Regions from separate parts of the Mus musculus genome. Here region 2 is linked to region 1. A link is a loop called in an ENCODE intact Hi-C map of the cell type or tissue named here. Cell type or tissue: left cerebral cortex. All regions are shown on one strand. Each heading gives the region's core, and the rest is flanking DNA. Links, peaks and the distances in the headings are about the cores only. Region 1 has its middle 22 kb from the start of Gm39314. Region 2 has its middle 130 kb from the start of Gm30791.

Region 1 (2,803 bases), core at 98-2,597:
CTCATATGTGTGAATAGTTGGTCCCAGTTGGTTGAATTGTTTGGAAAAGATTAGGAGATGTGGTCTTGTTGGATGAGGTATGCTACTGGAAGTGGGCTTTGAGTTTTTCCAAAGTGAATGCCACTTCCTGTTATCTTTCCCTACCTTTTATGAATCTATCTAGCATTTATGAATCTAGATGTAAGCTCTCAGCTACTGCTCCAGAGCCATGCCTGCCTGCCTGCCACCATCATGTTCCCAGTCATGATGGTCATGGTCTTATCCTCTGTAACCCCAAAGAACTTTCTTCAGTAGGTTGCCTCAGTCATGATGCCTTATTGAAGCAGTAGAAAAGTAACTAAGATAACCATCATGTGGCTCATTTAGCTCACCATATGCATCTTGTGGAGGAGGTGGCAACTTGTAGCAGTGTGAGTCCTTAGTGCCTTGCCATCATACCCTATCTCTATCCCTGACCAGATCCAGGTCCCCAGGCCTTCAGAATCCTCAAAACTTCTTCTGGGTGGAGTCTTTCTACCCATCCATCTCTTGAATTATCCTGAGTCTGAGGCCCACTACTTCCAGAAAAACATATTTGACTAGGTAATGTCACCCCAAATTCTTATTTGCCAAAAGCTATACATAGTAAATAAAGTATATAATAATGTTTGATAGGCAACATGCTAAATAGTGGGGATACAAAGATGGTAAACCTTGCTCTCTGATAGTAAATTAATGCACTAATTAACATTAATAGCTTAATTGCTAATAATTGCTTTACCCATCAAGTTAAGATATTATCATTTTAATAGAGTCATTCAATGGCAAAGTTCAAAGAAATAGCTTATAGTGTGAATTTAAGAATCCTTCCTAGATGACAAGAGCGTGGACAGTGTCTGACAGGAAAGGCAAATGCATTTTAACCCCATTGTGCTATGAACACCTCTGAGTAAGGGATCAAGGAGACTCCTCTAACCCTACTTGCATGTCATTACTCTACCTAAAAACTGAGAGAGCTGGGGGCTACCTGTAGTCATGTGCTCTTGGTAACTTCAGTTTGCTTAGATAGACATGTCCATTAGAGGGAGTGCTGGAGAACAGGGCTTCTCAGATTCTAAAACACACACACCACTTGGAGATCTTGCCAAAATTCTACTGGTTCCTTAAATCTCAGTGGAGCCTGGAAATCATATTTCTAGCAAGCTGCTAGAGCTGGCTAGCAGCACTTGGCAAAGCAAGCCTCTGGTGTCCTTTCTACATTCACCACACAGCACATTTGGATATAATTGCATGGATTCATCCACTTATTGACATCTACAACCTCTTGTGAGGGAGATTTTCAGTCTTTGAAATACTTCTATTATTAAAATATCCATCACTCTGCCAAGCAAAAGCCTATTGTCTCTTCCCACTAAAGTTGATCTGCCCAAAGATCAACTGTTTCCTTATAGTCAGATTCTCAAGAACCTGTGATGAACAGAAATCCTGGAAATCATTTCTCATAAGAAGGCTAAAGGCAGATACTCAATGATTCTTTCCATTGAGTACTGCTTTTTCAGGCCTTTGACTCAGTAAAGGCTGAATCATGAAAGATTTCACCTTCAGGCAGAGCCTCTCCAACAGGTATGTATGGCTTATTGTGCCTATGACTACACGGGATCTAAAAACTTACTGCTATATTTTATAGTCTGTTCAGTAATATGGAAGTGGCCACAAGAATGAGGAAAATACAGCCACTTGTAGAATGTGGGCTGTGTGTAAACACTTATGCAAACATTGACCTGTCCAAATGAGTGAACCACTTTGCTAAGTATGAGGGATTTAAGTGCCAGAGTAATGTGTGTGCCTCCTGATCTGATTTCATATTAAACTCCAGTTCCCAAGGAACCTCTGAGGGTCAGTGATATCACAAATTGCTTTGACTTTGGGTAAAGAAAATAGAAAACAATGGTCAAATGCAGGGTCAAATACAGGGTCAAAACATAACCCACATCTGATCAGAAATGTCCAAATGAAACTGTTGTGCTTTATCTGGAAGTCTGAAAACTTAGCTGAACCTCTTGATGGATACATAGATAATCATGTGGAAGATAAACGCTCATGTAAGCAGGACTGGTATCTAAAAGGCAGGTAATATCTAACCCATAAATTGAGTTCACAGCTCACACCTCTGCTATCCAGCTAACAGCTAGAAACACTGGGATGCCTGCAATTGGTGAGTCAGCAAGGCTGGACGTGGGGCTCCTAGGCATGGACAGCACCACAGCTCCATTATCCCTAAAAAACTACAAGAGGATAAAGAAAGGGAGACACCCCACCCCGATCTCTCAACACTTAGACTCTCATCACCACCCTGTACCAAATGGGAACATTTTCAGGCCCCAGTTATGATTTAAACGAAGCACACCGCACCAATATTGTGTGGTGCCATCTGTTATTTTATATTTCACGGAATTTGGCCAGTTTTGAAATATTATAATTATATCTCCTCTATTACGTATGCAACGCAGACATTTTCTGAAACATAAATACAGTATGTGGGAAATGTGACTGTATTTATAGCCATTGGCTGGTGGGAAGCAAAGGGCAGCTGGCACCATGAAGATTCTGGAGAACTTGGGCTGCCAAAGGAGCAGGGCTGGGACTGGGAAGTTCACCTCTCTACACTACATCCTCTTGGGGCCTCTCTGCTGCTCACATGGCCCGGGCCCATATGTACTTTCCAAGCAAAGGCACATTTGCCATACTTCAAATGCTACAAGGTCAAACATGCCTTCCTTCTTTAGTCTGTAGCTACCAGACACAAGCATGGTCTCAGACATCA
Region 2 (2,803 bases), core at 35-2,534, 120 kb after region 1:
GAGGAGGAGGAGGGAGGGAGGGAGGGAGGAAGAAAATAGAAATGGCTGGCCCTAAGTTCTCCAGGATGTCCACTCACTCCACAAAGCCTACAGCTGGGGAGGTCCGTGTCCAGCACCAGCTTGGAGTAAGCTTCCCAGAATAGCCATGCACAAGGCTGAGCAGACTCAATAACTCTTCTTCCTGCAGTGAAGTTCCTCAGGCAGAAGGCTCCTGTCCAGTGTGAGATAGAGATTCAGACTCAGCTTTTCCACACAGAAACCTAAACCCTAGTTTTCACAGCAGCCTCGCCTGAATGGCACACACCTGTAGAACATCAAACCTTGCAGGGCACAACCCCACCTAGATGGAAGAGGGCAGAGCCCCTGGGCTAAGTCTGAGCAGTTACAAAAGCCCTCGAGGTTTAATTGTAATCTGCAGTACCAAGAACTGCAGGCTCCATAGATAAGAATCCCCAGCGCCGGTTGGCAAGACACATCCACAGGTTCCTTAGTAAAGGACAGATTGACTAAAGACGTGGAACATACTGATGGTTTTCACTGGTGCTTTGTTTTGTGTTGAGCCCACACTGGCCTCAGGCAGGCTTGCCTCAGCCTCCTGAGTGCTGAGAATAAAGAAACACACTATCATACCACATCTCATTAAGAATGGGTATTCTTAGGCCCAGCGTGGTGGCGCACATCTTTCATCCCAGCACTTGGGAGGCAGAGGCAGGCAGATTTCTGAGTTTGAGGCCAACCTGGTCTACAAAGTGAGTTCCAAGACAGCCAGGGCTATACAGAGAAACTCTGTCTCGAAAAACAAAACAAAACAAAACAAAACAGAACAACAACAAAAAAAAACCAAAAAACAAAACAACAACAAAAAAGAATGGGTATTCTTATCACACGACCCAAAAGATTCTTAGATAAAGCATGTTTGACATCACCGAGCTGCCTCTGAAACATCGAGTACTCCGCACTCTGCCTCCTGCCTCTTCCTCAGTGAACAACAGTCAATTCATAACATACATGGTAGATATCATTTGTATGACTGACATGCTTCTACCAGGGAGTCCAGACTTTTACCCCTAAAACTATGATGAGTGTAAGGAACTTTATGACCATATACATTTCTGCATGCTAAACTCCTCCCTTCGCTCATCCACCGATCCTTAATCACTCTGTGTCCCCAGAGCTCTCCCTTAAGTGGCATTACTAAACAACAAACAGGAGGCTCACATGTTTTTTCCATTCTGTCTTAATTCCCTAACTCTGCGATACTCTGTGTCTTAGTTAGGGTTAGTATTGCTGTGATGAAACATCACGATCAAAAGCAACTTTGGGAGGAAATTGTTTGGTTTACATATCTTGAATTGCAGTCCACTGAGAGAAGCCAAGACAGGAACTCAAACCAAGCAGAGAGGAAAACGCTAAAAACAGAGGCTATGGAGGAGAGCTGCTTATTGGTTTGCTTCAAAACGCAGCTAGCTTTCTTACAAAAAACATGCCAAGCTTCTCAGTGGCATTGTACCACCCACAATAGTCTGGGCCTCTTCTATCAATCACTCATCAAGAAAATGACGTACAAGCTTGCCTGTTTACAGCCCGATCTTAGGGAGGTGTTTTCTCAATTGGAATTCTCTCCTCTCAGATGACTCTAGCTTAATGAAGAAACTAGAGGTATAGGCTAACTCTTAAAAGAAAATAGTTAGATGCTTCAGACTAGAATCCTGCTCTAAACCAGCTGAGTGCTCACTGAGAGACCAGCATTCATCCACAACTCACAGAAATAAAATCCCTGGTAGTACATTGCCAGGAAGACCCCAAAGGCAGTCACAAAGGAAATGCAGTCAGTCCTGGCTAAGGAGGAAAACAGCCAAGTGGCCATGGCTTTGCAATCCTTTGTGATCTGGGTTTCTGAGCATTTTTATCAACTCTCTGGGATGGCAAATGTCCAGCACTTATGCCTGACTTCACTTGACATTCTCTGGCAAAGGATGGGTGGTTCTGCAGCTCTGCTGCCAAGTATGACCCTTCTGATCCATGTAACCTATGCCTTGCCTTTCTTTCTAGAAGGGCAAACAAGGGCAGGATCTTAGAGCTGGCATAGTCCCACATCCCTGCAGATGGGCAGTACAGGAACAGGGTGGTCTAGAACTAATATATTAAGTATTTGAAGATAATTAGGTCAGAAGTATTCTCTCTCTCTCTCTCTCTCTCTCTCTCTCTCTCTCTCTCTCTCTCTCTCTCTCTCTCTCTCCTTCCCTCTCTCTCTCCCTATCTTCCTTTTCCATGTAAGAATATATCAAGATTGTCATCTGTGAACCAGGACACAGGGACTCAATGGTCAACCAATGCCTTCTACTTCCTTCTAGAATGATAAGCATCTGTTGTGAAACAAATTACAATGTCTGTGGCAACTTGTTTTTGGTTTTTAAAAAAAAAAAAAAAAAAAAACAGGCCAAGCAAAGACATAACACTTGCCACCTACTAATCTACTAGCATACTTCCATATTTATTGCATTTATTTTGGGATACTTATCTCCTCTTGCTAGTAGATAAGCCCCACAGGAGCAGAAATTGTGGTCTGTTTTGCTTACTAATACATCTCAACTGTTTCTGATAGTGCCAGCCAGAGCCAACTCTGAACGGTTGGTGAGTGACAGCAAGCATAGCAAGCTAGACAGTGGATTCACCCTTCTTCTTGCTCCAGCAGAAGGGAGACACAGGAGGAGGGGAAACTATGTACACCTCCCATGTCTTTGTCTAGCCTGTTTGTGTGAGAAGCCTTGGACTGCCTTCACCAGCAATAAACAAACTGTAA

The links. Peaks named below come from ENCODE experiments on the same cell type or tissue, not always from the same donor. Only the 100,000 strongest peaks of a DNase experiment are listed, where the experiment ranks them.
Region 2: it touches region 1 in a loop (2.3-fold over the local background); 3 of 42 quality-filtered maps call a loop at or near these places.

Annotation. Positions count from the first base shown.
Region 1 is chr9:27,767,334-27,770,136 of GRCm38, reverse strand. No RefSeq gene overlaps it. Among named protein-coding and RNA genes, the nearest start is that of Gm39314, 22 kb to the left of the region's middle. In left cerebral cortex, for the core only: a CTCF peak has its summit at 1,062; DNase peaks (open chromatin) are centred at 1,143 and 2,416; H3K27ac peaks cover 592 bases.
Region 2 is chr9:27,643,263-27,646,065 of GRCm38, reverse strand. No RefSeq gene overlaps it. Among named protein-coding and RNA genes, the nearest start is that of Gm30791, 130 kb to the right of the region's middle. In left cerebral cortex, for the core only: no CTCF peak of the experiment used is centred there; no DNase peak of the experiment used is centred there.